Regions from separate parts of the Mus musculus genome. Here region 2 is linked to region 1. The links are chromatin loops, found by intact Hi-C in ENCODE. Cell type or tissue: heart. All regions are shown on one strand. Each heading gives the region's core, and the rest is flanking DNA. Links, peaks and the distances in the headings are about the cores only. Region 1 overlaps Ets1 (E26 avian leukemia oncogene 1, 5' domain). Region 2 overlaps Gm3331 (a long non-coding RNA gene).

Region 1 (9,827 bases), core at 1,030-9,029:
TTCCCTTGAAGACTCTGAATTACTAAGACTATAACTCTTGTCCGTGGGTGTTCTGTACTGACTGAGTGGAGCATCCCCACAAGGAAGCAAAGGCCAAACATTCCAGCTATATATTTTGATCTTACAAATGCAGGTGCCTTAATGAAGCTCTCAAAATATTTAGGAGCTGCTCAGGGAGTGTTAGGTGGGATCATTTGGATTATGCTGTTTTCTCTTATGTTATGTGATCTTTGTTGGGCACTGACAGTGTGAGTGTGTGTGTGTGTGTGTGTGTACATTTGTATAAAGTTGCAGCTGAAATAGTACTGAATTTTCTACTTAGAGTCTGTTCACATTTCCATAATGGTGAATGAAAGAGTACAGCCGGGGCTGGTATTGTTGTTTGCTCTTTGCAACAGGGCTTAAAAAAATCACTTCCCCAAGTCTTCACCCTTCTCCATATTGGGTTCCTGCTGGGAATGCCCCTCCTGAGAGCCTACCACCTGCAGTCCCCTAGCAGAGAAGACATAAGAAAGTGTCTCCCACACTCCTCAGCGTGCTGACTTGCCTGCCTTGATGCCCTTTCTCCCTAGGTCCACCACTTTTCAGGATTTGTAGATAGTATATTAGTCAGACAGCTTTGTTGTCCATCTGGCCAGATGCTTTCCCCCATCTCCTCCGAAGGCCAGAGACCATCCCAGGAAGAGTGGCGGGTGGTTTATACACTGGAAATGTAGCAGCATTGCTGCATTGATGCTCTTTTAAAACACGTTCACTTCACAGGAAGGATGAACAGATCTGACCTAGCTGGGCGACTCCATCATTTTCCCAGAGAAATGCTTTAACCTGTGTGGCTGGCTTTGGGCTCAGAGGCGGGGCTAAGGATGCTCCCTGCGGAGAGCTCTGATGGTGTGGCCATGGAGACCTTGTAAGCATTCAGGATCAGAGATGCTCTTCCTCACTTTGGAGACCAGCACTCTGGGTTTTAAAGCATTAACCTTCATGGTGAAATCACACCTTCTCTCTCCTAGCCATGCTGTGCATGCGGCCTTCTCTGTTGGGGTCTATATAAACCTGTTGAACTCTTACGTACATTCCAAAGACGTTTCAAGGAACCACAAGTATATGTATACAAATACATATATGAAGTATATATGTTAAAGTGAATTTATCTCTATCAGGAATACTGCCTCAGTTATTGAATTTTTTTTAAGGATACTTTTTTTTTTAAAGCTGAGAATTATTGAGGTGAAAAAGATGTTATATTGTGTTTGACTTTTTCCAACTTGTATTTTCATATAATTTATATTTTTTAAATGCTGAAAATTTAAAAGCAAGATTTAAAAAGGAAAAGCAGGTGCTTTTTAAAAATCAGAACTGAGGTAGCTTAGAGATGTAGCGATGTAAGTGTCTTAAATGTTTTTTGTTTTTTTTTTAAAAACAAATGCAAAAAATTCTTATGGGGGAGTTTTTGGTTTGTTTCATTTAAGTAGCTGATGCTGGCACATCATTTTGCTGGAAAATTTTTTATATACTGTAGGCTGATTTCATATTGTATTTTAAACTGTGTGAAATTAAAGAAACAAAGAAATTCATTCATAATGAGGTGGCTCTGGCTTGATTCTTTCCTGTCTACGTCGTGGGAGAATTAGGAGAAATCAATCAACCAGAGAAAAGCACAGAAGAAATACAGGGCAGTTCTCCAGATCCTGCGGCTTAGGGTCATTCTAGATAAAGGTTGCCTAATAAAGGGTTAGAGGTATAGGGACACAGGATTCCTGTCCCAGTGATTCCCTGCATTGTTTGTTTCCACCTGTGCTGTTGCCCCCACCTTCCTTGTCAAACATCACTGTTCATGTCTGAAGGACCAAGAACCATGTGAAGAAAAAAACTGACGACTCAACGGGTAGTCACTGATGGAGTCCAGCTAGGTCCAGTTCCTGATGTTCATATAGACAGACCATGATGTTTGGTTTCTTCTGAAGAAAGCTGTGCTCTTTGGCAGTTAGAACTCATCACATCCATCTCTTTGGCCTCAACTTTTCCACTGGGGCTAGGCACGAAGAAGGATACTATCTGTTAGAACCACTCCAGCCTATGTCATGAATAGAATACATACTTCCAAGTGTTTTGGGACAGGAATGCTTAGGGCTGCATTCTGTATGCGGGTTTTTTTTTTCTAGTTGAAACTGTAGAAGGTGGATGTTTTTAATTAACACCAACATTTGCAACATGAATCCCAACTCACAGCTGGAAAGAGAATTTTTGCTGAATTGTTCACAAAGAGAACTGTGTTTTTGGAAAATCTGTTTCTTCAGCCCTGGAACTTGAGGTTTGCTGAGCACACTTTAAACACGGACTGTGTGGTCTAGTGGTCAGAGCCCAGCTGGCCAGGAGAGTGGCTTTGGTCTTGGGTATCTGGTAAAGCCACCACTACTCCTGGACAGATTTTTTTTGTTGTCGAGGTGAGGTCCTCAGATTTTGTCCTTCTCAGCTGCAAACCTGGGCAAAGCCCCTACTCCCAAGCCAACCAGAAGCCACATCTGAGATCCTCTAACCCTGCATAAACTATTCAAATGGGTTGCAGCTTCAGTCAAAGCTTTGGACAAAAACTGATCCAAGTTGACGTTATCTCTCAGGATATCTGACTACACGGAGACCACAGTAAACAGCACAAGGCACATGTGAGTGAAGTCAGCTTAGTCCCTTCTCTCTGCATCCAGAAGCCACAGATCCAGTGGGTTATTTTCAGGCAGTTGGGCTTTGGTGCTCTCTTAATGACACCAATAAGCCACTGTATGGAAGCCATTGTGGAGGGAAAGGCAGTAATATAGCAACCATTGCAGGAGTTGAGAAGGATGGGTGGGGTAAGGTAAGAGCTACTATTGACAGGAGTCACTTAAGAGAAGGTGGGCATGCACAGACTTCACATGCTTTCAGAAGGTAACAAGTAAGATGTGCCAAGTGGTTTGAATCCTTGTAGCCATGAAATTATATCCAATTCCCCAAACTTCTGACCATGCTTCCATCTCTGAGCTGATAAGCGGATACGTGCGGATCAGTTTTCTGTAGCTATCAGAACATAACTGAGGTAAGTAGCAGAGAAAAGCATTTTCTTTGGCACAGAGTTTTGGAGCCCAAAGTCCAAACTTAGTGGCCCTATGTATATGACCTCTGTTGAGGACCTGATGGTGGGGGCATGGTGTTGGGTGGGTGTAGACAGAGACCTTCCCTGATGAGATAGGGAGCCACAGCGATTAGGGGTCAGGCTTGGTATTTTTATAATAACTCTCAAGAGAACTAAGCCGTTTTCAAAACCAGCATGAATCCCCTTTGAGGTCATGTCCTGTCCTAACCACTTTCCACCAGCCTCCATCTATCTCCAAGAGGCTGCACCAGCACACTGGGATGTTAGGTTCAAATCATATCCACACCATGACAAAGCTTTTCAACATAGTGGACTGTAATTCTTTTAACCTAAAGAGAGATTGTGGTCTGTGTTTGGGGGGAAATGAGGGAGAGACCATGGAAGATAGTGGTAACAAAACAACATTCCTTCTCTGAGATGATTCGATTGTCCTTCAGAGTATGGAACCCACTTACATGGCCCAAATGAGTAACCTCCTGACATATGCCATGACACTGAATAAGCTCTCTCCTGGATGAATAAGACTCTATTTCATCCCCAGTGGGCCAGCCCCATTCATTCATTTACATGTTTGCCTGTTCCCTGTAGAATGTGAGTCTGCAGCTCTTACATATATCTCTCCTTAGTTCATGTTTATTTAACATGAAGCTTATTGGAGTCAAGAAACGCTAGTGGAAGGGAGTACAAAAGGTCACCGGGCTCGCCAGAGAGCCATCTGACTTGTAACCCCTTGTTTCTTCCATGTGCTTGCCCTAGGACTTGAAAGACTTCCTTTGAGGACACAGGGTGGTGGCTCACCCTCTGTGGGATCCATAATCCTGGTACTAAGAGGTACACTTCATCCTCTAAACATGGAAAGGGAACAAAGTCTCCTTTTAAGCAAGGATGCTTTTCAACTGTCAAAATCCTCTGTGACCTCTCCTTTTTGGTAGAGTTCGCGCTGGAGGTGGTTGGTAATGTGGTCTGCTTCTACAGAGGCTCTTCTCTGTCTCAGATTGGGAGGATCCTTCTGACGCACCTGGGAGCTGCCTCTAGGACCAACCCTAGCCACTTGGTACCTATCCCATATTGGCTGAATTTACTGTTAGCTGCAAACCACCCAAAGGGATCCCTCCATGCTATAAAACCCCACCTGGTCCTAAAAGCAATGAAAAACAAGACCAAAACCATTCTATGGTACCTGTTGTAATAAGGCAATCATTCCAGGGGTCTAATTATAGCAGGCGTTGATGCACTGGAGAAAAATCCCAAGGATAAATTTGGGTCACACCCATACGTTGAGAGCTTAGAACTCAGGGGATAAAGTGGACCTGTCCTCTGCCTTTGGGCCAATGCCATTTCCTGTTTTACTTTATGTCCCAGCCCCCTCCTATGTTTCCATTTTCCTGACAAATATGTCTGTCCTGGGAAAGCCACTCTTCAATGGCCTGGCATATCTCTATGTGCTGACGTCCAAAATAACGATAGCAATGAACATCTGCCCACAGCAACAAGAGGAAATCTACAATGGCCAGGTCTTGTGACACGCTCCCAATTCCCAAAGCCTGCAGGGAGTTTACAGACCTGTCTAATCTCTCCTCTCTGTCACTCAGGCTCTGATACGCCTAGCCACAGCACTGCACAGGGAACTTTGATGTTGAGTTGACTCTGGTCACTCCCTGTGATAAGACATAAAGAGTCTAGGAAACTTTCAGCAGCCACTTGTGGTAATTACTAAGGTCAGAGATGGCCAGTGTCTTCTCTATGTTGTCTGCTTGACACACTATCAGTTGAAGCCATTGCACCTGAGCTATTCTATAGCAGGCAATTGTAACATTTGTGTAGGCAAATGTGAAACTACAGCTTATTCTTTGAGATCCGTTCCCAAGGTGTACCTGCAAATAACAAGAGAGCATTGACACTTGAAAAACTGACACCGGTCTTCAGACGGCCAGACCACCAGTGGTAACAATTAGTAGCTTGGTCTGAGATTGCTTTGTCAACTCAAGACTCCTCCAAACTATGGAAGAGAGATGGCAATAGGGACTTTCTATGTACTTTGGGAATTTTGTGCACTGTTCATAAGAAATGGTAGCTGGCCTCACAGATCTCTGAGACAGAAAGTTCAAGACCTAATTCAGAGATGGGGGTGTTGCTCAGTGATGAGTGAGCACTTATCTACTGTACACAAGGTCCCAACGATGTGAAGAAAGGGAGGAAGGAAGGAAGGAAACAACACAGCCCAACCCCAACCCCATCCCTAACAATTGAGAGCCTGTCTCTCTTCCAAGCTACATTTTAGGTCAGTCTTGTTCCATAATTTCTGACTTCCCTGTCAATAGAAGATTCACAAAGTCGCAATACACAAAGAAATGTGGTCCTTTAATTGGAGACATATACACACATCTGTATGTATTTTGTATATGAGTATTATTTGCATCTTAAGTAGATAAGATGATAGACAATGACGGGTGTTTGGAGTGGCAGATATGTGTGCATGTATCTGCTTTCTCCAAAGCCAAGTTTTCAGAACAGTAAAGTATATCCGTGCCCTGGTGCCCAAGGAATTTAAAGCCCCTTTTATGCCCCATCACAGAGCCCTGGAGGAGGGTTCGAGTGTGCCACCGGCATGATACTGGCAGCACATGTTCATTGCTTTAGGAACCTGTGTGTTTAGCCTACTTGAAATTCCACATCAGAACTCTGACTACAGATTCCAAAGAGTCTTCCCTCTGCTGCTGTATGTGATGATCCAAATCCTGAAGCCCAGACAACAAAGACAAGAATTAAAAACAAGGGGGAACACATAACTGAGGGAATCTGGGAGCATTCCAGTTTCCTCAAATCATTCTGTCTGGGTCTTGCTGGCAGCTCCTTTCTCCTCTATATTGAGTTGAAAGGTCTCTTTGGGAAACACAACAGTGTTTCAGGGGTGTCCAATCTACAATTTCATCACAACCATTTTGTCTACAAATGTCATGGTCAATCCTGTTATAAAGAAACCAAACAAACAAAAATCAAATTACAAAATAATCACCCCCAATCTTACAATGTTTTAAACTTATAATTTTTGGAATGGGACACCTTCATAGTTATTGTATAGTACATTTGGACTGTGGACAGTAGGTTAGACACTCCTAGAAGAGTGATAGCCAAGAGTCAAAATGTCAGAAGTCTGATTCTACAGTTTTAGAATCCAAATCACCTTAAGTTGACATTATACAATCCCTTCAGCTAGGCAGTCATGATTTCACAGGGCAGTGGAGGGTACATGACTTGTGTCCTCCAACTATCATCCATTGGTGACAGAACTGGTACAAGAATGCGAATCCTATTTTACTCCAAGTCCTCCCACATTCTTCTTCTCTACTTGGATTATTCTCATCCAATTTCCAGGTAATGCACCCGGCTTAAGCTCATTTCTAGAGGATTCGCTGTTAGTCCTCATTATTATTTGTATTAGCTGTGATGGATTCAATACCCTGCTAAATGCTGAGGTCACCTAAGGAATGGATGAGAATCCCTCTCCAGTGAGATTGACACTGGCTTGATACCAAGAACAAGAACCTGAAGAGGTCTGTGGTCTGAATGGGTGAGGATGAAGCCAGCCAGGTGGGAATGGGAGAGGTTGAGGTACAGAGAAAACGTGCAACCTGCGAGAGAAACCATAACTCAGAAGGACAGAGCAGAAGCTGCAGAAGCAGAGGCTGGGGTGGGGTCACAAGAGATGGGCGGGAGGTGACCCTGTATGGTGGGCCCTGTGAAGCACAAGGTAGAGTCTTGGCACTCTTCCTACTGACTTAGCCACAGCTCCTGCGTTGTGCTTAGAAAGGTCACCCTGTCTCTACATGGCAGATCAGAGGGGACAGGTTGGAGGAAGGAGAGGAGTTGGAACCCGAGTTAGCTCATCTGAAGAGAGGTGGGCACAACCAGAAAGCCACTGAGGTTGTGGGATGCATGCCCTGGTGATGGGCACCAAGGTAGGACTCTATCCCTGCAAGGTGGACTCTACTTAAAGACACCAGTATCATCCTTCTCCTTGGGTACCAGTATCATCAGGATAAGGATTTTAGATCTGTAAAGAACAGTAGAGGTAAGGTCCAGTCTTATCATCACATCCTAAGAGTTAAGGCAATTTCAGTCACATTGCTTGACTGGCTTAAAAATCACGCTGTCAGTCTAACAAAGGTTAAAAACTTGAATCTTTAAGTGTACCCAATAAAGAATCAATCCAGAATGGACTGTTTCTTCTCACCATAAGGGCACTATAAACCCTCACCAGCCCTGGTGCCTCCTCTACCCAGGCTGTAATTGGAAGAATAGGAGAAGGCTGATATTCCTCTCTCAGCTTCAGTTTCTGCTCCTCCAGCCATACAGAGAGCTGCCCAGCTATGTTTGGCAAGTGAACCCGAGCACATTCCCAGAATCCCTCTTGGGGCATAAGGAAGAGCAGGAGTCTGTTGTATCTTCCCTCCAAAAGGATCCTCCATCTCTGTACATAGCCTCGCAGTGCACCTTCTGAGCTAATAGCCTACTGCTTTTAAAGACTCTGTACTATTCTAGTCCCTGGCGATTTCTCCTTTCTGTCCCATCTATTCTGTTTATTCTCCATCTTGCCTTTTTTCTCCTAGTGTCTTGCATCTTGCAATTTTAGAGAAGCAAATTGAGAAATGAAAGCAAGAAGACATTGCATTGAAGGGTCAGCACTCTGAGGATGCACCACTTGGTTTTAAGTCCAGGCCATGTCTTTTGTGAGCTGTGTGAGCAGACACGCTGTTTACATTCTCTGTACCCCTCTTTCTTCATCTATGAGATAGGAATAATGATAAAGACCTCACCGGGGTGATATGGTGGTTGCCAGCTGGATGTAGACCTACAAGGAAGAGAGTTAATGTATAAGAAGGCATGCTTAAGAAGCCCTTTCTCCCTTTAGAGAGCCATGTTTTCCCCAGACTTACAGGATGTGGACTCTAGAATGCCTTTTTGTGGAAGAAGAGGGTCTGACTTCTCTGAACAGGCCTTGGGTATGGCCACAGGCACCCAGGCCATCGGCGGGTCACCGCAGCTGCAGGTGGGCAGAGCAGCTCCCAGTGTGTGCCTGCCAACTCTGGGACTCAGCACTTTCCACTACTGCTGGCTCTGTTTGTTTTCTTCCCTAGGCTCCTCCCGCCCAGCCAGGCCTTCTGAATGAAGTCCAACAGCAACGTTGGGCAGCCCAAAGTCTTCTCCCACTATGGCACAGGGCTCCAAGGCCTCTGCTGGCCTCCTGCTGTTGGCAGGCAGAGGGAACGGGGTAGCTGGCCCACTGCGAAGGCTTATACACAAAGTGCCATTGTATGGCACTGGGCTGTGGGAGACAAATGAAAGGGATTTCAAAATCAATGGCGAGTTATTTTTATCTGCGGAAGGGCTGAAATGCTTTTCTTTTACATCTTGGAAAACAAACTTTAAGGGCTCATTATGCTCCAAGGAGTGTTTTCATTTATCCTGGTACACAAGAATCTAGAAGGATGGTTTCAGAAAGACCTGGGCTCAAAAGGATTGAAGCCCCAAGACCCAAGCTGGAGATCTGTCATCTCTGCATGGGGACCACCCAGTCTCTGCATAGTGTGGTCTGGATCCTTCAAGTCTTGCTTCTCGTCCAGAACTCAGATCACACCGTGGTCCTCTTGAGGGTGTGCCTTTCTGTTCTCATCTCTTTCCCTCTGTCACTCCAAGTCTTGCCCATGGTGCCCTGTGTCCGAGTAGGGTCTCTCTCTGGAATAACACACCTATCCTGTAGGTCAGGGTCACCAAAGGAGGAGGTGTTCAATCCAGCCATCATGGAGGAAACCAGTAAAACATCTATGTGAATTCATGTTTAATGTAACACTAGAAAAGGCCCTTTCTTGACTCATACTGAAAATACACATCACTTCTCCCTCAGCCTGTCTGTCTGGATCATTTGCATATATACAAAGTATCCTGAGGGAAAGAGGGAATCATGAGTGTGGGGGCTGGGGGGCCTATGCTGGTGCTCTTGTTTCTCTGTTCAGCCTATTGCAATGTTCTTAGGTTTCTAGAGACACAATGAGTAGATTTACAAACCAGGTGAGTTAGCTTTACCCCGATAGTCTTCAGGAAATGGGCACATCGCTTACGTGTCTCCAGCAATGAGAGCACAGATTACAGACACTATGCACAATTCAGACACAAGAAGATGAGGAAAATCTCTAGTGTCTTCTTTTCTGCCCCTGAAACAAATTGTCGTCAATGTACTGAAAGTAAAATTGACAATGACTTAATTACATTGATAAGATTTAGACAAAACCCTAAGTACCAGAACTTTCCTATATGTGATTCATACCTGGTGTAGTCAGTGTTTTATTGCTGGGAAGAACATCTATGACCATGGCAACTCTTATAAAGGAAATAGTTTAATTGAGGCTGGCTTATAGTTTCAGAGATATAATCTGCTGTCATAACAATGGGAAGCATGGTGGCTTACATGCACACATGGTACTAGAGAAGTAGCAACAAGCTCTCTACCTGAATCTGAAGGCACCAGGGAGAGCAAGACACTGGGACTGGCTTGAGCATTTGGAACTGCCTACCACCAGTGACACATTTCTTCCAACAAGACCACACCTCCTAATACCTCTCAAGTAGTGCTACTTCCTGATAACCAAGCACTCACATCTATGAGCCCATGGGGGCATTCTTTTTAATACCGCTACAGTAT
Region 2 (9,827 bases), core at 765-8,764, 55 kb after region 1:
TTGTTTTTTGTTTTTTGTTTTTTTTTGTTTTTTGTTTTTTTGGTTGTTGTTTTTGTTTCCACTTGGTTGATTTCAGCCCTGAGTTTGATTATTTCCTGCCCTCTACTCCTCTTGGGTAAATTTGCTTCCTTTAGTTCTAGAGCTTCTAGATGTGCTGTCAGGCTGCTAGTGTATGCTCTCTCTAGTTTCTTTTTGGAGGCACTCAGGGCTATAAGTTTTCCTCTTAGGATTGCTTTCATTGTGTCCCATAAGTTTGGGTATATTGTGGCTTCATTTTCATTAAACTCTAAAAAGTCTTTAATTTCTTTCTTATTTCTTCCTTGACCAAGGTATCGTTGAGTAGAGTGTTGTTCAGTTTCCATGTGAATGTTGGCTTTCTATTATTTATGCTGTTATTGAAGATCAGCCTTAGTCTGTGGTGATCTGATAGGATGCATGGGATAATTTCAATATTTTTGTATCTGTTGAGGCCTGTTTTGTGACCGATTATATGATCAGTTTTGGAGGAGGTACCATGTGGTGCTGAGAAGGTATATCCTTTTGTTCTAGGATAAAATGTTCTGTAGATATCTATTAAATCCATTTGTTTCATAACTTCTGTTAGTGTCCATGTGTCTCTGTTTAGTTTCTGTTTCCAGGACCTGTCCATTGGTGAGGTTGGGGTGTTGAAGTCTCCCACTATTATTGTGTGAGGTGCAATGTGTGCTTTGAGCTTTACTAAAGTTTCTTTAATGGATGTGGCTGCTCTTGCATTTGGAGCATAGATATTCAGAATTGAGAGTTCATCTTGGTTGATTTTACCTTTGATGAGTATGAAGTGCCCCTCCTTGTCTTTTTTCATATATTTGGGTTGGAAGTCAATTTTATTCAATATTAGAATGGCTACTCCAGCTTGTTTCTTTGGACCATTTGCTTGGAAAATTGTTTTCCAGCCTTTCACTCAGAGGTAGTGTTTGTCTTTTTCCCTAAGGTGGGTTTCCTGTAAGCAGCAAAATGTTCGGTCCTATTTGTATAGCCAGTCTATTAGTCGAGGTCTTTTCATTGGGGGAACTGAGTCCATTGATGTTGAGAGAAATTAAAGAAAAGTAATTGTTGCTTCCTATTATTTTTGTTGTTAAAGTTGGGATTCTGTTCTTTTGAGGCTGTCTTCTTTTAGGTTTGTTGAAGGATTACTTTCTTGTTTTTTCTAGGGTATAGTTTCCATCTTTGTGTTGGTGTTTTCCCATTATTATCCTTTGAAGGACTGGATTTGTGGAAAAATATTCTGTGAATTTGGTTTTGTCATGGAATACTTTGGTTTCTCCATCTATGGTAATTGAGAGTTTTGCTGGGTATAGTAGCCTGGGATGGCATTTGTGTCCTCTTAGGGTCTGTATAACATCTGTCCAGAATCTTCTGGCTTTCATAGTCTCTGGTGAGAAGTCTGGTGTAATTCTAACAGGCCTGCCTTTATATGCTACTTGACCTTTTCCCCTTACTGCTTTTAATATTCTATCTTTATTTAGTGCAATTTTTTTGTTCTGATTATTATGTGTTGGGAGGTATTTCTTTTCTGGTCCAGTCTATTTGGAGTTCTGTAGGCTTCTTGTATGTTCATGGGCATCTCTTTCTTTAGGTTTGGGAAGTTTTCTTCTATAATTTTTTGAAGATATTTGCTGGCCCTTTAAGGTGAAAATCTTCATTCACATCTACTCCTATTATCTCTAGATTTGGTCTTCTCATTGTGTCCTGGATTTCCTTGATGTTTTGAGTTAGGACCTTTTTGCATTTTGCATTTTCTTTGATTGTTGTGCCCATGTTCTCTATGGAATTTTCTGCATCTGAGATTCTCTCTTCCATCTCTTGTATTCTGTTGCTGATGCTCGCATCTATGGTTCCTGATTTCTTTCTAGGGTTTCTATCTCCAGAGTTGTCTCACTTTGGGTTTTCTTTATTGTTTCTACTTCCCTTTTTAGGTCTTAGATTGTTTTGTTAAATTCAATCACCTGTTTGATTGTATTTTCCTGTAATTCTTTAAGGGATTTTTGTGGTTCCTCTTTAAGGACTTCTAACTGTTTAGCAGTGTTTTCCTGTGATCCTTTAAGGACTTCTTCCTGTTTAGCAGTGTTCTCCTGAATTTCTTTAAGTGAGTTATTAATGCCCTTCTTAAGGTCCTCTACCAGCATCATGAGATATGATTTTGAATCTGAATCTTGCTTTTCGGGTGTGTTGGGGTATCCAGGACTGGCTGAGGTGGGAGTGCTGTGTTCTGATGATGGTGAGTGGTCTTAGTTTCATTTGGCAAGATTCTTACGTTTGCCTTTTGCCATCTGATAATCTCCGATGTTCGTTGTTATAGTTGTCTCTGGCTGAAGTCTGTTCCACCTGCAATTCTGTTAGCCTCTGTCAGCAGTCCTGGGAGTCCAGCTCTCTTCTGAGTCTCAGTGGTCAGAGTACTCTCTTTAGGCAACCTCTCCTCTTGCAGGGAAGGTGCACAGAGGTCTGGAGTTCAGACCTGCCTCCTGGCTGAAGATGAAGCCCTGAAACAGGGCCTGTCCCAGAAGATGTGTTGCTGCATCAGTCTGCACACTCACCTGCACAGATTTGTATTAGAGGGACCTGGGAGACAAGATGGCTCCCTCACCTGCCCTGGAGATCAGAGTCTGCCCAGGTGGCCACCTCTCCTCTAGCGGGGTAGATGCCCGGATGTCTGCAGCCCAAAACAGGGCCTGTCCCAAAAGCTGTGTCGATTCTGCAGTCTGTTCGCTCACCTTCTGCAGTCCCTTGTCAATATTTTCTAAAACAAAGAAAAAATTAGGGAAATTGTTGGAATTGGTAGAATCTGCCATCTTCTAGAAAACTAGGAAGTAACAAATTGAAAAAACTCTTGGTTATGCCAGATGTGGACAGCTGCTGATTTAGAAATATAGGAAGTTTTGAGCAAAGGGAAGAAAGGAAGAATGTATGTTACTAGAAGTCTGTGTAAGAAATAGAGAAATGTGAATGGAACACTCAGCTTCCATGAACTCAAAACTGTAGATAATATAAACAGGGGTATTAGGGATGAAATGTCTCAGGGCATACTCTGATTCTCTTCATAGATGACGAAAGGCAAAGGAGACATCTGGTCCCTGTACCTATGTCTGCTAGATCTATGTTTGGAATATTAGTGTTGTGTGCAAGGGTCCATGGTTACATGACTCCTAGGATAGCGGTCTCTAAATGTATATGGGCCGTGACTTTCTTTGTTTTATGGAATAAAGCTACTCTCTTTCATCCATTGCTCTAAACAACAATAGCAAAAACAAAAACAAAAACAAAAACAAAAAAACAAAAAACAAACAAACAAACAAAACCCCCCCATATCAGGCTAACTGAAAGTGAATCAGAAAACCATGGACTTAGATGAAATCAGGCTGTCTGGTGTTCAAATTTGGGTCAAATTCCAGAGTTTTAGTACTGAATTCCTTTGTATAATTTCTTATCAGATATATCATTAATGTCCTTGCCTAGGATTGATAAGCATTCTATGGACTGAAAAGGACTGAAAAGTTACTGTGAGCTTATTTGAGCTAATCTTTCAAAGATGAGGGACTTTATTTTCAATTTCTTTGGGGGATCCAAAATGCCATGCAAATGACCAGTGTGGGTCGCTTAATTGTTTGGGGTCAGACAAAATCTGGCAGGGGAGGATGGGCTTTGGTTTTGCAAATTGATGATTGCACAAACTGGGGAATGGATAACAACTTCTCTTTTCCAGAATGGCTTTCTCAGCATATGGGAACCACAACCAAGTTAGCAGGATCCTGAAGCAAGCAGGCGGACATGGACCAAATTCCAGAGAATAACATGGGGAATCCAGGGGGTTATCCTTACCTCACATAAGGATGTATATATAGCTCACATGAGGACACTAAGCTTCTTCTTAGCCTTCTTCAACTTCTTCTCAGTCTCATTTATTACACCAGAACACTCAACTGCTGGTCGCTTGGTCCGCCACTGTTACATCCTCTTCTGAAAAGCTCGAAGGAAGCACAGTGACATTCTGCCTGTAGTTGGCACAGCAGTGAGATCAGTATGCACACTACATATGCGGTCTGCTTTATAACGTTATTGCTCAGAAACAGGATGGAGGGTGTGCTGGCTCAGAGGTACTGGGAGAACCACAAAAGAGACACCTGGTGAGAGCTGCAAAGGAAGCAAGGACTGCTGACAAGGGTCACTTGGTGTGAGGTTCTCCACTGGGCACAAGATTACTTGGCCAATCTATTCCAAGTGGGGCATTTTTTTCCCTGTGGAACGTTCCCTTATCCCTCCTTCTTTTCCACCTTTCCAGAATTTCTGAAGATACTTTCATCTCTGACCATCTGCCATTGTTTTACCTTACCACCACTGCCCATGCGACATATAGAGGCTGTTAAATGGACAGATGATTGAGACTGTGGTATGGAAGAGGAGCTATTAGAACATTTAAACCCTGAGAATCTTGCATGTGGGGTATCATTCCTTTCTTTATGATTTTTATGCTAATAGTTTGGTGGCAAAATATTTTACCAGAGACCGGGGAGTGACCAACAACCAAACCATTTGGAAGAAGCCATTCTACATCAAAACTTGTCTATCATACCCTTAAAATCAGCCAATTACTGTGGCAATTTGTGTGAGAGAGTGTGTGTGTTCTTTCACTTTTCTTATTCTTTGAGGCAAGAGAAAACATTACTTGCGTGCTAATGGGCAGAGGTCTTTCAGGGCGCATGCGCCAGAGCATATACTTTTCTACAGGGTCCTCCTGCTTGGTGTTTCTGTAAGCAGAGCAGAATCACATTGCACCATTGCTTCCTTTCTCTCTGTGCTTAGAAGCTTGACCACTCCAGAGACTGCTGCACCAAGGGCTTCTGAGAAATGCAACCCTTGCCTGAGGATGCTGGGAAGAAATAGCAGCGGAGCCAGTGTCCTCTTTACAGAACTCCTCAAGTCACAGAACGCTGAGTTCTCCTGGTGGTCATGGGTTCATGCTACTTCATCTTACAGCTAAAGAGACCGACTTCCAGAGGGAAAAAAAGAAACTTGACTAGACCTTCCCTACAACAGAGCTGGGACACAGCCTGGGCTTCTAAGCTCCCTGTAGTCAACTGCAGCTCCCCAGGGCTTCCTCCTTCCTTCCTCCAAATCTGGAGGACCCGAGAGGGGACAGCTGTGGGTAGTTTTGCGCACAGGTGTTTCCGTTGGTTCCCAGACTCTGCTGCTTTTCTGGGAGACTCATTTGTAGGCTTTGCCCCGTCTCTTGAGATTCCCGGATCGCAGTCTAGACCGACTCCAGAGACTTCCTTCTCAGGGGCATCCAAGAGAGGTCAGCTATTCATTCTCGCCTGAGTCATAAGGGGTGGGCACGGTCCCAGGATCTTGCTTCTTAAGACTCAGCTCAATGTCCACCTGACTCAGCAGGAGCTGCTGACTTTCCTGGGGATGCTCTCACCAGAAGTTATGAGGTTGTGTTTCTGTTTCTGTGAGGAGGAGACAAAAAGAGCTGACAGTGACCACTGGGAAGGAGAAGGCACACACACAAACACAGCATTCTCAACCCTATAAATAACCCTAATTAAAAAGAAAACACCAGCATGCTCTCATCTTTTTAACTTTTTTTCTGGTTGGACATCATGGGAGGTCCTCCCAGAGGAACATCTAGGCTTGCCAACAATAACCAGGCTCTGAGAAAGAGAAGTTTCTATGTCTCTGTCTCTCTCTGTCTCTCTGTCCCTCTGTCTCTGTCTGTCTCTGTCTCTATGTCTCTGTCTCCCTGTCTTTGTCTCTCTCTCTGTCTCTCTCCCCCTTTGTCTCTGTCTTTCTGTCTCTCTCTCTCCCCCTCTCTCCCAGCCAGTTCGAATCTCAAGCATCTTTTTCTCACCATTCGTTCTGATCCTCCCTTCCCCCTTTCTGTTCTTTAAGGTGATGCTCACCCTGTCTCTGAATTTGTATTCTACCCTGAAGTATGAAGCACTGTCAGTTGATTTATGAGGGCAGTTCAGTGGGGCATCATTCATCACACAATTAAAATAGTGCATGAGGGCTTCCCCTGGAGGGAGGTTTTGGCTATTCTAGACTCATTTTTAAAACGGACCAGATAACAGGAGACACAGCACAGAAGTCGCTTTCTCTTACAAAACAGGAGGAATGGGGAATGCAGCTTAGCTGTCTAAGAAAGCTCTTTGAGCCCCACCAGGAGGGCAGAGTCTCTGTACAACTAGAGTATGGGGAGGCTACTTCAGGTGACAGTCTGAGGTCCCAGTGTGGCCCAGCCTTCTGTTTTGTGAAAGAGGATCCAGGCCTGAGAATTTTATAGGACCCTCCCTACGCTCCAGGACACACAGTGGGACATGAACTGAATGGAGGAAGAACTAAGCGCTCAGTTTCAAGTTAGAGTTCTTCAGCATTTAAACTTAGAAAGTATGGTCATTTAATTCCCAACATTGTAAAACAGAACAAAACAAAGCATTGCGAGAAGTTTTACTAGCTTAGATTGATGCAGCTAAACATCAGCAGGGCCAAAGGCTCTCATAAATGCAGCAATCCTAGGTGGTCTCTTCAACATCACACTCCTTATTTGTGTGTCTCATGCCAGTTTTAGATCCCCAAACAATCCCACACACTTAGACCACAACTATTTATTGAGCATAAATATTTAGTGCCCCTCCATGCTTCCAAGTATCCAGTGAATAATGCTATCATTTTATTAATGACACTGAACTCCCCCCTCTCTGTATGTGTGTGTGCATGTAATGTGCATGTGTGGTATTCAGTGTGTGCATAGAGGCTTCCATATGTCTGAGTGTTTATATGCATTCGTAGACCACAAGGCTGATTTCTAGAATCATGCTTGATAGCTTTTGCATATTATTCATTGAGGCAGAGTCTCCACAGAGTTCTTCAGTATGACTAGTCTCTTTAACCAGCCTGCTCCAGGGTTCCTGTCTCAACTTTCCAAGGCTGGAATTACAGAGAGATGGACATGTACAACTGGCTTTTATGTGGGTCCTGGTGACCCACGATGGTTCTCACACAGAAGCATTCTTAACTACTGAGCCATCTCTCCAGCCCCTCATCTGTTTTTCCCTCTGCCTCTTCAACTAGCTGTAAAGGCTAGACTCTCTGTTTTTATTATCTTCTAATTGCTGAGACCCGTGGTTGCTAGAGTTTACCGTTAGCTTTCCCTAAACCAGGCTCTGTCCTTGATGTTCTGAAGATATGGAAAGTATAATCTCGTTATCCTAGCAGCCTAAAAAGAGGAATAAGATTTATATTTCTAATTCTGTATGTTTTCTATATAGGAAGATTATTAAAAATTCGAACCTTTGGGGCTGGAGAGATGGCTAATCAGTTACAAGCAGTGGATAGTTCTGCAGAGGACCTGGGTTCAATTCCTAACGTGCAAATGGTACCTCACAGCTGTCTGTAGCTCGGGCACCAGGGGGTCCAACCACCTCTTTGGGTTTCTGAAAGTACCAGACACACAAGTGGTACATAATAATACATGCAGGCAAAACACCTCTACACATAAAAAGTAAATAAAAGAATGAAAACCAATAAAATAGTGTAATTAAAAAAACGCACACTGAATAAAATTAAAAAGTGCTAATATGGTGTGTTAAGTGACGTTTGCTTGGTCCTCTCATCTTCTCGAATCCTTTATATTTGCTTTAAATGTTTAGACACTGCAGGCTTTTTAGTTCCTTTCTGCATGGGTTGATCTTCCTTACGCACAGTTCTAAAGCCCACTCTATCCTTTAAGATTATGCAGAAATGGCTTTGACAGTCCCTTTTCTTCTCCTATGTCCATCTCTCACAACACTGCCACAAGACCAGTTATATCTTCTTAATTTTCCCGTTTTTCCTTGCAATAAACTTGAGTGCTGTAGATCACAGGTGTGGTTCTAGAGGGCTGTGACAACTTACTGTGACTTTTTTGATTATTGTTCTTTGCTGCTGTCACCATGGGCTATACTTCTCACACCACTCTGAGTGCTACTGAACCCATGAAGACACCCATCTTCTGCTCTAAGATTATCTGCAGGTCTGGCAGGACTGAGAGATCCTTTCAGGAAGCAGCAGGTTTGGGGCTCTGCAATATGTTCCCCATGGTTATCTTATTCTCTCTGAGGGGCTGCCCCTTGGTTTAGAACTCCAAACAATGGCTTCATTTTACCTTCTAGTCTAGACCTAAACTGGAGGGATTTCAAGTGGAAAAACATGCTGATTCTATGAATACATTTATGAGTTAGTGGACATAGACTGCTGTAGGAATTGTATTTAATCCAATTTATTATTATTTTGAGGGAACTTTGACAATGACAGACCAACACCTTAAGATTACAGATCTTTATCCCATGTTTTTCCCCCAAATCTAAAAATATTGGACATGCCAATATCTATGGTGCCAACTCTTTGGGTGCTTGTATTTAATTCAGAGCCACAATCCCTTTAATACTCTAGCTTTCTGAAACCGGTATATTTCAATGGATACGCGTTAAGAAAGTTCCTTGAATCCTCCATTTGATTAAATATAAAGGAGAAAAGAAGGTGGAAAATTGGTCTAAACTTATAAGTGCTTGAAAAACCCAGCGCTGTTTATCTACCCACAATATACATGGATACTCATGTATTACATAGTCTAATTGTTTCCTTGTAAATGCTTGGTGAGTATAGGAAGGAGGGATAGAGAGAAAAACAATATGATAAAAATGAAGGGAAAATAGGTTTTCATGAGTAGTGAGGTAAGCAAAGAGAAAGAAACATCTCTTCATGCACAGAGAGAAAACAAGAAGGATGCTCTTCTTCGCATTTACATTGCAAGAATTGGAAACTTCGTTCTCCTTAACGACTGACTCACACAGTGTGCAGGCTTCAGTGACAGGCTCCTTGAGGTCAAGGGTAACAGCTTAGGACTTCCTGTGACTGGGCAGGGAACAGTCCTTTCATGTGGTCTTATACAGAACACTCTGAGATCTCAGAGAAGCCACGAGCCCTAACTCAAGAATAGGCTGGATGAGCGGTCTCCCAAGCAGTAGCCCATATTCTTCGTGTGTGGGAAATACAGAGAACATGGCACAGAGTCAGACATTCGAGAGAATTCAATGAATTGCTGCATGAGCAATGGAAAAGGAGAAATCAGAAGAGTAATATTCATTGTCACGCTCAATTCCATTTGACTTTGTATATTTCTGTGTATATGCACGGATTCTGTTTGTTTATATATGAGTATACTATATAGTTGTCCATTCCTGTGCATGTGCATGGAGAGCAGCGGTCAGGGGAGACACTGAATGCTCAGCTGTATTGGTCAGGGTTTCTTAAAAGAACAAAACAAGAAGATGAATGTATATATTATCTTAATTTATCAATCCATCATACATTAAAATAGTAACAAGTTGCCTCATGCCTGAGATGCTGAGAACTTCACAGATGCTTGGTCCCTGGGGTTGGGTGCCACAGCATATGGGGTAACCCCACAGTGACTGCCTCATACTGGAGAGCAACAACCTGATAGTCGCAGACATTTCCAATCTGGTACCAAATTCTAGAAGGCTTCTGGAGAGCTGCTTGTTCTTGGTCAATGATGGAAGCCTGGAGCTGTTAGTTAGTTAGTTCTGTCAACAGCAGCAGCAACACTGCAAATCAACTATGCAGAAAGGGAAGGCAGACTGAGCAAAAGAGGAATCTTCTTTCTTTTGACACACCCTCTTCAACCTGGACTTCTACCAGAAGGTGCCATCCACATTCATGGTGGATCCTCCCACATCAATGAATGCAATCAAGAGCATCTTTCAGGCACATCTCCCTACTCAGGTGATTCT

The links. Peaks named below come from ENCODE experiments on the same cell type or tissue, not always from the same donor. Only the 100,000 strongest peaks of a DNase experiment are listed, where the experiment ranks them.
Region 2: it touches region 1 in a loop (1.9-fold over the local background); 4 of 42 quality-filtered maps call a loop at or near these places.

Annotation. Positions count from the first base shown.
Region 1 is chr9:32,756,240-32,766,066 of GRCm38, forward strand. It overlaps Ets1 (E26 avian leukemia oncogene 1, 5' domain), which reads left to right. Exons shown (of 10, transcript NM_001372534.1): 10 at 1-1,581. Among named protein-coding and RNA genes, the nearest start is that of Gm3331, 22 kb to the right of the region's middle. In heart, for the core only: no CTCF peak of the experiment used is centred there; DNase peaks (open chromatin) are centred at 4,612, 5,292 and 8,302; H3K27ac peaks cover 1,590 bases; H3K27me3 peaks cover 513 bases.
Region 2 is chr9:32,811,603-32,821,429 of GRCm38, forward strand. All of the region lies in intron 2 of Gm3331 (a long non-coding RNA gene), which reads left to right. Among named protein-coding and RNA genes, the nearest start is that of Gm3331, 33 kb to the left of the region's middle. In heart, for the core only: a CTCF peak has its summit at 4,976; a DNase peak (open chromatin) is centred at 5,169.